Regions from separate parts of the Homo sapiens genome. Here regions 2 and 3 are each linked to region 1. The links are chromatin contacts, found by Hi-C or POLR2A ChIA-PET in ENCODE. All regions are on one chromosome and are shown on one strand. Each heading gives the region's core, a stretch centred on a gene start or an enhancer-like site at or near the end of the contact. The rest is flanking DNA. Distances are from core to core; before and after follow the strand shown.

The links. Hi-C counts contacts between places; a loop is a spot of excess contacts on that map. ChIA-PET counts read pairs that join two places held with the same protein, here RNA polymerase II (POLR2A). Pooled maps may share reads with other maps.
Region 2: a loop to region 1 is called in a pooled map, with 3 times the contacts of the local background. The contact joins two enhancer-like sites. A Hi-C loop is called at or near these places in 1 of 37 single-sample maps with no recorded cell type and 3 of 50 pooled maps. POLR2A ChIA-PET finds 5 or more read pairs at or near these places in 3 of 52 experiments (PC-3, activated CD4-positive, alpha-beta T cell and activated CD8-positive, alpha-beta memory T cell).
Region 3: a loop to region 1 is called in a pooled map, with 2.0 times the contacts of the local background. The contact joins two enhancer-like sites. A Hi-C loop is called at or near these places in 1 of 37 single-sample maps with no recorded cell type and 3 of 50 pooled maps. POLR2A ChIA-PET finds 5 or more read pairs at or near these places in 2 of 52 experiments (activated CD4-positive, alpha-beta T cell and activated naive CD4-positive, alpha-beta T cell).

Annotation. Positions count from the first base shown.
Region 1 is chr15:52,381,094-52,385,256 of GRCh38, reverse strand. MYO5A (myosin VA) reads left to right here. Exons shown (of 42, transcript NM_001382347.1): 15 at 935-1,096; 16 at 2,069-2,166. Among named protein-coding and RNA genes, the nearest start is that of MYO5C, 87 kb to the right of the region's middle. RefSeq lists enhancers at 1,444-1,673, 1,714-1,773. Within about 2 kb of position 1,861, at least 2 of the 41 ENCODE cell types and tissues checked have a DNase peak (open chromatin) inside an H3K27ac peak, as active enhancers do.
Region 2 is chr15:52,501,765-52,505,927 of GRCh38, reverse strand. The region is part of intron 1 of MYO5A (myosin VA); the gene reads left to right. It also overlaps the pseudogene EEF1B2P1. Among named protein-coding and RNA genes, the nearest start is that of MYO5A, 25 kb to the left of the region's middle. Within about 2 kb of position 1,972, at least 3 of the 41 ENCODE cell types and tissues checked have a DNase peak (open chromatin) inside an H3K27ac peak, as active enhancers do.
Region 3 is chr15:52,287,373-52,291,535 of GRCh38, reverse strand. All of the region lies in intron 1 of MYO5C (myosin VC), which reads left to right. Among named protein-coding and RNA genes, the nearest start is that of MYO5C, 6.4 kb to the left of the region's middle. Within about 2 kb of position 1,780, at least 16 of the 41 ENCODE cell types and tissues checked have a DNase peak (open chromatin) inside an H3K27ac peak, as active enhancers do.

The DNA.
Region 1 (4,163 bases), core at 612-3,111:
TTAATAGATATATAATTATAGTTGCAAATATAGCTTGACTAATTAGAAGAACTGGTTTTATTTATATGGGATGTGGCACTGTTGTAAAGATATGTACATACATCAAGATGTTCCTTTGGATTCATTTGAAGTCTCTTTTTTTCCATAAAATTTCTCCCAACCATATTGACTAATATCATCTACCTACTTATTGAGTACCAGATCTTTTAATAATCTTTCACATTGCTAACCTGATAGAACACAAAATTGATTACAGGAATTATTTGTTGAAGTTATAAATCCCTTGAAAACAAATATCAAATGTACAGGATATGGGTAGGGTTTTAAACTTTTTTTTCTGTAACCCGAATTATCTTCCAAAAATTATTATTCATAACTTTTAAAACCTTCTAATATTGTAGAATTTGTTTATGACCCTTTCCTGCTGAGATTTTCGGTGATGTTTTTCAGTTAGTGCTCAGCACTTAAGTTAGTAGGTAGACAAATAAAGCAGGTGAGTAGACACTTGATAAATAACTTGCAAACTTGGACTAGTGTTTTTCTCCACCTGATGCTAAAACAGTTTGTGGAACTGAGGTAATAAGACTTTCAATTACTGTTTTTCTCGTAAAATAATTATAGTTCAAGCCCATTAATATGTTTAGATTTGTCACTTCCTGTGGATTAGGTTTTCAAGTCCGGGTGCAGTAGTTTTGACTTTGCTTTCCCCCAGACATGGTTGTAGAATTATTGCATTTTTCCGTGTTATTTTTGTATAGCACTTACCTCACCTTCCTCTCATATTCTTGGCTCTTAGCACAGATACTGACTCTTTCTGGAGTGTGACTCTGACAGTGATTACTTAAGGAAGGGAATCTCTGTAATATTTCTTTTGTGAAGGTTTGCGTTCAAGTTTGGTTTAGAATGTAATTTCTTTATATTGTTTCTGACTTAGTTTAAGATGCTACCAGAACTATTTCAAGATGATGAGAAGGCCATCAGTCCAACTTCAGCCACCTCCTCAGGGCGCACACCCCTCACACGAACTCCTGCAAAGCCCACCAAAGGCAGACCAGGCCAAATGGCCAAAGAGCACAAGAAAACAGTGGGGCATCAGGTGAGTTCAGGGAGCTGCCGCTGCCACGCTCCTTCCTTTCTGGCTCATCTGAAACCTCAGATCTTCCCTCTTCAGCCTCCCAGGTGGGATCCTCAGGTGAGGAGAGCCTAGAGCTTTCACTGTGAGATCATACGACACCATCCACTAAAACTCTTCTCCACCCAGTTTTAGACCTGTGACTCTGCATAAGCCTTTCCCGAAATAATTTTCTCTACAGCTTAATTCTCTCGTGCATATCGTCTCTCAGACCACCCCATCTTTGCTTAGTTTTCTGTTTGTTTTGTCTCTATATTTGTACAGTGCCTCGGTCAGCTCCTTCAGAACAGGGCCCTCGCCTTTCTTTGATGTCTTATGTTCTCTGAGAGTGGGAAATGTTACATACATGCTTAGTGCCTGAACAGGGAGTAGGGCTTTGAATGGAGGCTGAGCGCTCCTCAGCTTGCTGTCCTGTGCATGGGACCCTGTGCCTGGTGTAGACAGAAACAGGGCCTGACCCAGGTCCACAGCCTCCAGTCCTGATCCTAGGTCCCTAATTTTAACTCCTCTCTGCCTATCCTTTGTCATTCTCTCATTCATTACCTATACTCTTTTAAGTCATCTGCTACGTTTTCCAGTATCTTCCATCAAAATTCCCACTTTATGTGATTAAATAGCCTTAAAGCAAGGTTATATTGTTAGTTACATATGACTAAGCTCATAACAGGTTTCTGTAGCTTCCTGTGGGGAAAAGGAGTGGGAGTATAGGAATCTATATTTAGCAGAGTAAGCATGAAAATGGTAGAATTTAGGCAAATTTTAACCAAAAGCCCTAGCATTCTTGTTTTGTGGCAGCTCCTCTTCTGAAGATGGGTCAAGTTTATAAGTGGCAAAGTTTTCTCCATTAGTGTCATAGGAAGGGAATTTCCCATTGTTTTACCTCACCTTTGACTTTGGACAAAGCCTTGATACCCTCTTCTGCCCTTTTTCATGCAGTTCAGAAACTCCCTGCACCTGCTTATGGAGACACTCAATGCCACTACCCCTCACTATGTGCGCTGTATCAAGCCTAATGACTTCAAGTTCCCATTCACGTAAGTATTTCTGAACCACCCAGTGAAAAAGTACATATCTTATAAGAAGTGCCAAACCAGCCAAGCAAACTAATATTTTCCTTACATTTTTATAAGGAAAAAAATATTTGGGTAAGTCTTCATGCCTTGTAGAGGGAAACCACTAGTCAGTAGATTATTTTTTCAGTTTTTGTCCCTTTTGAGAATGTGAGAGTAAATTAGCAGCCATCTGAAGATTTGAAAACTTGAGGTCAACCAAGCATTCTGGTTCTGTTTTCTGTTTTGAATTTACTTCAATTGATCTCTCTGGGATTTTTGTTCATTTGGGCATTAGGTGGAACCAGCACTGGCTGGGATAAGGCTGTTTGGCGAATGCTTACCTGCTGCTTCTCCACTGCTGAAATCATCAGAGGGTGTCTGTTTTCACCAGCACCTCCTCCTGCTTCAGATACCATGCATGAAGGGAGAATCAATTTTTCTGGAGTTTTTTTTACAAAACAGAAATATTTTTCTAATTTTATGTATGTATTTATTTATTTTGAGATAGAGTTTCACTCTTCTTGCCCTGGCTGGAGTGCAATAACGCGATCTCGGCTTACCGCAACCTCTGCCTCCCAGGTTCAAGTGATTCTCCTGCCTCAGCCTCCCGAGTAGCTGGGATTACAGGCATGCACCATCATGCCCAACTAATTTTCTATTTTTAGTAGAGACAGGGTTTCATCATCTTGGCCAGGCTGGTCTTGAACTCCTGACTTCGTGATCCGTCCCCACTCGGCCTCCCAGTGGGATTACAGGCGCGAGCCACCATGCCCAGCCTATTTTTCTAATTTTAAAAGTAATACATGTACATTGTAAAGACAGTTTTCAGGAAATACAGAATAGTATAAAAATAAATGAAAAAGCATCCGTCAGCCGGGTGCAGTGGCTCACACCTGTAATCCCAGCACTTGGGAGGCCAGGGTGGGTGGATCACCTGAGGTCAGGAGCTTGAGACCAACCTGGCCAACATGGTCAAACCCTGTCTCTACTAAAAGTACAAAAATTAGCCGGGTGTAGTGGCGGGCGCCTGTAATCCCAGCTACTCGGGAGGCTGAGGCAGGAGAATCACTTGAACCTGGGAGGCTGCAGTTGCAGTGAGCCGAGATCACTCCACTGCACTCTAGCCTGCGGGACAAGAGTGAGACTTCGTCTCAAAAAAAGAAAAAAGGAAAAGAAAAAGCATCCATCATACCCAGAGAGATAACTGGTATTAACTGTCATACATTGTTCTTGATTAACCACCTTCCCTTCCCTCCATGCTCCGTGTGTGTGTGTGTGTGTGTGTGTGTGAGAGAGAGAGAGAGAGAGACACAAAAGGAGGGGCCTTGTGCTATGATTGCTGTTTAGTCTTTACTTTTAACTTGACAGATTGTGAACACTTTCCCTTTTGGTAAGTAAAAAGTCACATAATCATATAATGGCTACAGAGTATCCCATTGTGTAGACATAGTATATTTATTTAAATTAGTTCCTACTGATGGCCATTTAAGTTGTTCCAACAATGCTATAATAAACATCCTGTGCCAAACATTTTTGTATATTTGTCTGATTATCTCATTGGGATAATGTGACTCTAGAAGTGGAATTTATAGGTCAAAGACCAGGCACACTTAACAAAGGTTGTAATAGCTCCCACCCCTCACCCCCTCCACAGTGTATGAGTGCCCTTTTCCCTACCCCCGTGCCAGTCCTGCTGTCTGGAGATTCTGCCTTAGACTGGAGCACAGTTCTGAAGGACTGCTGTCTTTCTCTCTGCTTCATCACCAAGAAGTCCTTTCTGGAAGAAGTGGGAAGCAGGAAGAAGCTGCTACACTTTGGCCTCTGTCCTGGACAGCCCTCAGGACCATGACCTTTTATCAACCAACCCGCTCTTCCACCACCAACAGACACCTGAGAAGATAGCACAGGGGAGGCCCGGATGGATCGCTCAGAACTTAACTATGGGAGTCACAGGAGCAATCATTTGGCCGAAGGGAAAC
Region 2 (4,163 bases), core at 723-3,222, 120 kb before region 1:
GTCTGAAAAATTTTTTTTTTAATCTTTCAAGCTTTTATTTAAATGCCATGATCCAGGATGGATTTTAGATCTTGTTGAAAGCAGCCACATCCATGGGCTGCACATAGTCCTCAAACGCAGTGATCTGCTCCTCCAGCATATCTGTTCCAACTTTATCATCCTCAACTACACACTGTATTTGAAGTTTCTTAATTCTGTATCCCACTGGAACTAGTTTAGATGAGTCCCAGACTAAGACGTCTGCTTGAATGCTTCTGACGCCCTCTAATTTCGCCATATCTGTCTCATCATCCCAAGATTTCACATCTAATAAGATGGAAGACTTGGAAACAAGTGCAGGTTTTTTGGCTTTCTTTGATTCATATTGTGCAAGACGTTCTTCCCTTAGCCTCTTTGCTTCTTCACTTTCTTCCTCATCATCAGATCCAGAGAGATCAATGTCATCATCATCTTTACTATCTGTAGCTCCACTTCCTGTAGTGTCTTCCACATCTGCAGGACCATACTTGCCCAAAGCTTTCTTCACTCCTGGCAGGCTGGCCTTTTCCTTTTCGTAAGACTTGATGTGATTATACCAACATAGAGCATGACACAAGTCGGCAGGCAGTGGGCGGGGCACTGCTTCAAATACTGCCACATCTGCTTGTGATGGCACATACCCCTTGATGTAGCTCTTGTCTGTCAGGTAATCATTGAGCACCTGGAGGCCGGCGGGGCTTTTCAGGTCTCCAAAACCCATGGCTTTGGCTGTATCTGAGAGTTCTCCATGTACGAATTGAGGGCCCTGAATTAAGTGGCCCACAGATTGTCCTTGGACCTTTTGTTGCATTTGAAAATAAATTAATAAAATGGGCCTGTCTTAAATTCCTACCTCCACAGCTCCCGAAGATAATGGGAACTGCCGAGTCTGAGTTCTTAACGACATTATTGAGCTGCCAGAATAGCCCCGAGATAACCTTCTCTGGACTTCTTGTTAAGGATACAAACTCCTAAGAGTTTAACCTACCTGTCAGACTTTTCTTTTTTCTTTTTTTTTTTTGAGATGGAGTCTCGCTGTGTCGCCCGGGCTGGAGTGCAGTGGTGCGATCTCAGCTCCCTGCAACCTCTGCCTGCTGGGTCCAAGCAATTCTCTGCCTCAACCTCCTGAGTAGCTGGGATTACAGGTGCCCGCCACCATGCCCGGCTAATTTTTGTATTTTTAGTAGAGACAGGGTTTCACCATCTGGTCTTGAACTCCTGACCTCGCGATCCACCCGCCTTGGTCTCCCAAAATGCTGGGATTACCGACGTGAGCCACCTCGCCCAGCGTTCTGTCAGACTTTTCTGTTCCTTGTAGCTGAAAGCATTCCTAATGTAAGATGTGGCAGCTTCAATGTGAATAAAGTTAATATAAAATTGGAGAATTTGTCTATATGGTGTTATTTAGGCACAGAAATACAGGTAATATGGGAATATGACAGCATTCGGGGGTGAAAGATCAATTCTAGTCATGCTTTGGACATTGCAAAACATGGGTATTAATGCCAAAGAATCCAGTCCTAGTCATAATTTCTAGGTTTTCTGGCTACCTCCTCAGTCCTTTCCCACTGTACTTACGGCATTTTAAAGTGTTATCTTCCCCAGGCTTAGAAACCTGAACATGACAGAGGCAAGGATTGAAGTTTCAATAATATGGGAGAAGCTAGCTGGGTATGAGTAAGAGTGAGTGGGTGGAGGACATCAATTAAAGGATGAGTGTGTAGAAACATATCAGTTTTCTAACCATGGTTGTTTCTAGGATATCCCAAGTTTATGGTATCTGCAAATTCTTGAATTTCAGTGGGGGAAAGAAGAGAACAAGATATTTAAAAAGGCAAAAAAAAAAAAAAAAAAAGAAGGAGAAACAGCAGCAACAGCCTTTGAAGGTCTAGAAAATTTTCATGCAAGCGTTAAAAGCTCCTTCAACTTAGGGTTTCACTTCCGCCTGGTTTCTGAACACTTATGTGAAGTTGATGGTAAAGCAATGTCGATCATGTGCTAACCCATTCCTGTTAAGTTTTAGATTAATGGTAAAATGTTTGGTAAATTTGTTCATTTGGTATGGAAAGTTAAAGTAGAGGTAGATAATACCTCTTAGAAGTGAGAAAATACATAGGACCCTTGTGGAAAAAAAGTAGTTAGGAAATTAAGAAAATTTGACCATATCAGGAGACGAACATAATAAGTTTCCACTTACTTAATTTTTTTGATTCAGTTTTTATTTCATTCAGTTTTGTTGTTTCTAAAATTTATTTTTGTAAATTTATTATTATTTTTCCTAGACATGGTCTTGCTCTGTCACCCAGGCTGGTGTGCAATGGCACAATCTTAGCTCACTGCATCATCCTCCCAGGTTCAAGTGATCCTCCCACTTCAGCCTCCTGAGTAGCTGGAACTACAGATATGCGCCACCATGCCTGGCAAATTTCTTTATTTTTTTTTTTAGAGACAGCATCTCACTATATTGCCCAGGCTGAACTCCTTGTCCTGAACTCCTTGACTCAAGAGATCCTCCCACCTTGGCCTCCCAAAGTGCTGGCATTTACAGGTGTGAGCCACCATGCCCAGCCTAAATTTATTTTTTATTGATACATAATAGATGTACATATTTTGCGGGTAATGTTATAATTTAATACATTGATATAATTTATAAAGATCTAATCAGTGTAATTGGGATAGCCATCACCTTCCCTATTTGTTTTTTCTTTATGCTAGAAACATTCAAATTAGTCTGTTAGCTATTTTGAAATATACAGTAGATTATTGTAACCTGTAGTTATCCCACTGATCTGTTGAACACTAGATCTTATTTCTTCTATCAAACTGTATATTAATATTTGTGCCCATTAATCAACCTCTCTTTATCTCCCCGTCCCTGCTACCTTGCCTGGCCTCTGGTATCCACCAGTCTACTCTCTTGTCTTCATGAGACCTACTTTTTTAGCTCTCACATATGAATGAGAACATGTGATATTTGTCTTTCTGTGCCTGGCTTATTTCACTTAACATAATGACCTCTGGTTCTATCCATGTTGCTCCAAATGACAGGATTTCAACTTGTACTTAAATTTGTATCGTTTGCTGAGACTTACAAGGCAATCTCTGTTTCCTTAATCATAAAGGAAGACACTAATTCTTTGTGTAACTGAAGAAATCAACCAAAATGTTATTTACTAATGGCACAATGAGAGAATTGATTACTTTAAATGGAGGCTGACACTTGCAAACCCCTGTATGTGTTCATCTGCCTTTTACATTTGTCAACTAGGTTGGTATCCTCTCTGTTCTCTTACTAAAAGTTTTGGAAATGGCTGGCCTTACTGATCAGACACTTCTATAGATGTGGTATGGTCAGAGGTTATATTATTTCTGGTTTGGAGTGAGAAAGAGAGTTTGTAAATGCACTATAGGTAAATATGGCAAGTCTGCAATTACAGCACTATTAAATATTTAGATCTTATGTACAAATGATACAGAATAATTACGAGCTTTATTTTATATTTTGTCTCTACTCTCTGTTGTTCAGTGTTAGACCCTGAAGTACTTCTGATCTAATTAGAATCCATTTTGTCAGGTTTTGTGAATTTCAAAAATTTATGTATGTATGTATGTATGTATATATGTATTGGGATGGAGTCTCACTCTGTTGCATAGGCTGGAGTGCAGTGGCGCGATCTTGGCTCACTGTAACCTCTGACTCCCAGGTTCAAGCAATTCTCCTGCTTCAGCCTCCTGAGTAGTTGGGATTACAGGTGTGTGCCGCCATGCCCGGATAATTTTTATATTTTTAGTAGAGACGAGGTTTCACTGGCCTGGCTGGTCTGGAACTCCTGACCTCAGGTGATCTGCCCGCTTTGGCCTCCCAAACAAAAATTTAATATTAGTTTATATATATAAATACTATCTTGACCACTATTTAAAAAAGATAATTAACAGCATCTCATATTAATATGGATAAATGTCTAGGATATATTGTTAAATAGAGAAAAGTAAAATACAGTGTGTGTGTGTGTGTGTGTGTGTGTGTGTGTGTAGTATATGTATGTGTGTGTGTGTCTGTGTGTATGCCTATGTTATGGAAGTTTATACTAGACTGTTTAGACTGCTTAAAATATTTTTTTCTGTGGGCAAGAGGGTTTTGGGAG
Region 3 (4,163 bases), core at 531-3,030, 94 kb after region 1:
TGACCCGTGAAAGGGAGGAAACCAGCAGAGGACTGCAGTTTGAAGACATAAGAAAGGCACCAGGCATGGGTTAACCTCAGAAAGGAGTGAGGGCCTGAGGCCACAGTGGCAGGAGTTGAAGGCACAGAGATACTGACAGAGAAGGAAGAAAGCCCAGAGAGCTTGACAGCTGCTGAGCAGGAAGGGTGGGTAGGACAGACGGCTTGAGGAGAGTGACAGTGCCACCAACCATTTCTCTGACAGCATCATTCCAGACCCTCAGCATCCAGGCCACCTTCCTCTGGGTGAATTTTCACACCTTGATGCCCATTTTAGTGGCACTATTCTCTAGCCTTGATCTGCTCAGCCATGAGTACGGTGCAACTTCTTGTGAGCATCCCTCAGTGTATCCTGGCATTATGTTAGTGCTTTAAGCAGAGCTGGTACATGCTCTGCCCCTGGTGGGTCAAATCAAGTCCTGGTCCTGCCCCTTACTAACTGGGTGACACCAGGCAAGTTACTTAACCTGAGTTTCCACACCAGTATAATGGACTGAATCATGCTTACCAGCTGAGGAGGTCACTATGAGGATTAATGGCGTGTAAAATCCTTAGCACAGCACCTGACACATAATGCTTAATAAAGATTACTCAAATACTGATGCTATTATAATACAGTTGATTTTTTTTACCTAAATACAGACTTTACATTTATCCCTATAAAATTTTCTGTTTTGTTTAGTGCCCAGCGTTTCTGTAGCTTGTAAAAACCTTTTGAATCTTGATCATCTTTAGCTAATCAATCATTTCATCTGCTTGTTTGATACATGTGTTTTGTTTTTTCATCTACGATACTGGTGAAAGTGTTGAATGAAAGGGGAGGCGGTAGAGCTCTGTGGCATGCCTCTGGAGACCTTTTTTTTTTTTTTTTCCTAAAGGTTGCTCTTGCTCATTAATTAGAACTCAGGTTATGACTGTGTAGTGACAGGTTCACTACAGTCATTCCACCATCTGTTTCTTTCACTTGTGCAAGAGGAACTCACAAATATCTTCAAAGTTCTGCTGAAACTCAGATGTGCAAGGTCAAAAGAAGTGTCTTGACTAGCAGTCCAGGGCCCCTGTCTAAAATGAGGTCAAAGTTCAGCGTAACGATTTTTTTTTTAATTTGGCTAATTCTAAATAGTTTTTAGACTTCTATATACCATTAACAACTCTGGAAAATTAAATGTATCCATTGTATTATGTATGGGTAGTTCAAAGAGAAAAAAAGGGATGAAAAGACTGAAATACTTAGTCTTTAATTGGTGCAACTGAACCACTGGGAATTTGAATTTTTGTTCAAAAGTTGTTTATGGAGTGCTAGTTATGGGAAGCCTTTGCATTGGATTCCAAGCACAAAGACCAGGCTCTTAAAGTTCAAATGCCAGTGGGGGAGATGGGAGGCAGCCTAGATACCTGGGGGAGGAGCAGAGAGCGCTCAAGGGAAGCATCCAGCTCTGCTAGATGGCAAGTGGCAAGGAGAGTGCCAAGATGAGGAGTGTCTCCAGCTACTCCAGACTGTTCAGAGCTGTTTGCTCTTGGATGGGGAGAGGATGGGTGGGGCTAGGGTGGAAGGAACAGAAGTACACAGCAGAAAGCCAAAGAAGGCCTGCCATGTTCCAGAAAGTGCTAGTGGTTTTGGGTGGCCACAGGCAGAGGGTGGATTGAAAAGAGGGTGAGGCCTGAGCAGGAAATTGGCCAGAATGCTGGTTGCCCAGGCCTGGCTCTTCCTCAAAACCCATGTGGGGGTTGATTTTCAAAGCTTTTCTCTTGCCGGGCCCCACCCACAGGAATTCCAATCAAGTACGGATGAGAGAGTCTGTCTGCCCAAAGAAACCTCGTGCTCAGCCTGGCTGAGGAAGCCTCCGGGGGCTGCTGCACCAGTCAAGAGAGGATTGGTGGGGGTAGGGTTGGGGGCTGACTTATGGCCATGGCAAGGGGGCTGGTAGGCAGGGGCGGACAGGAGAGGGCTTTTAAAAGGCAGTCTTTTCTAGCACCTGGTGACTGTTGGGCTGTTGGGGTGGAGACACAGAGGGGTGCCCAGCACTGTCCCAGGCTTCTGACATGAGGGGCAAGAGAGCTAGGAAGGAGGAGCGTCGGCATCACTGGAGTTTGGAATTTATGAGTCTATGAGGACATTTAGGGGCTGACATCTTGGAGGCAATTGGAAATGTGGTGTAGAGCTCCAGTGCACGATCTGGGTGGGAGGTCTCAGATGCACAGGTGCCAGGCAGTTGCAGAAGCTGTGGAATTGGGTGGAACTCTCCAGAAACAGCCTATCATGAGAAGAGGCTGGGAAGGACCTTGGGAGACACGGACATGGGGGGCAGTGGGAGGGGCAGGGGAGCCAGGGGAGGGGCCCATGAGGAGCGAATGAAGAGGAGGAGGAAGAGAGGGGCATGGTGTGACAATCTGGCCTGGCTGACCTGGAGTGTGGACACTCCCAGTCCAGAAAGCGGTTCTAGGAGGGAAACACATGTCGTCCCATCTTGTCCCATCTTCCATATAAGTCTTCAAGTCATTTCTGTGGCTCATGCCAGAAGATCCCTCAGAAAAGCAGGCGGCGTGAGAAGATGCTGTTCTCATCTCACCTGTGTGCCTTGGGGGGGTGGCTGGCATGGTCTTGAGCTCATAAGGTTCAGTGGTCCCGAGCCTCTGCCTCAGCTTGGCGCCTTGGCATGGGGAGGGCACTCAGGGAAGTTGGGAGGTGGCCCTCTCTTTCCTGGCTCCGCTGAAGGGCTTGGCGAGCTGTTCCATCCCAGTCCACAGACTCCTGCCTCATGGGAAGGCCCCATATTCTGGAGGTCAGTTGACAGCTGGTTACATTGTTTGCATGAACTGCGGACTGCATCTGTTTGGATGAATGCTGTAAAGTTAACTCTTCCTCCAGTTTGAAGCATTGCTTTGTGGGTAGAGGAATGTGAGGGAGGAGGGGACAGGAATGAATGGGTGGAACTTACCCGGAGCTGAGTAAACTCACCGTTGTTTACTTACCAGGCTGGGTTTCAGCTGCAGGGCACTCAATGCCAGCAGAAGCACCAGGATCGCAGGGTGTGGGCGGCCTGGGGTACTGGGCTGAGGAGTCACTGGTCTTCAGAAGAGAAGCCGTCAGTGGTTACGTATGTCCTAATACTGCCTGCCATTTAATACCACTTTTAGCTGAAACCAATCCTAAATTATAGTTAGGAGAGCACATGGACTCTCAAGTAGATGGTTGCAGTTCAGAGTTCAGGATTACTTTCAGGGCCAGATTCGCTTAACTAATACGGAGTTCAAACTAGGAGTCACAGGCCCTAGCTCTGCTGGAGTCCTGGTCCTTTGAGACTCTGTCTGCTGTTTGGTGAGTTATTTCTCTCTGGGCTTCAGTTAGGGGCTCTGTTAAACAAAAGGATTGATTGGCCTAGTGACTTTCACATTACTTCTCAGAGCCCAGGCTTCCTTGGAAGGCCCCCAGGGCTCTCAGCTCCAGCTCCCATCAGAACACCTCCACTTTCACCAGCTTCGCTTAGCCAGCTGTTACAACTTAATTTTTTTTTTTTTTTGAGACGGAGTTTCACGCATGTCACCCAGGCTGCAGTGCAATGGCAAGATCTTGCCTCACAGAAACCTCCGCCTCTCGGGTTCAAGCGATTCTCCTGCCTCAGCCTCCCAAGTAGCTGGGGTTAGAGGCATGCGCCACCACGCCCAGCTACTTTTGTATTTTTAGTAGAGACGGGGTTTCTCCATGTTGGTCAGGCTATTCTCAATCTCCCAATCTCAGGTGATCCACCCACCTCGGCCTCCCAAAGTGCTGGGATTACACACGTGAGCCACCGCGCCTGGCCAGAACTTCCTTTTGAAGTAGGCTTTCTGCAGCTCTAAAAAGGAGTTTGACAAACAACTTGGAGTAGATAATCAGTTCTGAGACTCTGTAGTGGCCAATTCTTGATAAATTTGGTAATTCATGTACAATTCTTTTGGGGGGCATATATTTTGATATTTGCCTTTAAAGATTAACATTCATTGTTCTGATTATGAAAGTAATAGGTACATATTGTAGAAAATACATCCAACTCTCAGGTGTCTCTTATGAGGATCCCATTCCTAATCCATTTTAATGAAGTAAGCTTCATGACGTTAGTAATAAATATTTTCAATAGCAGACCT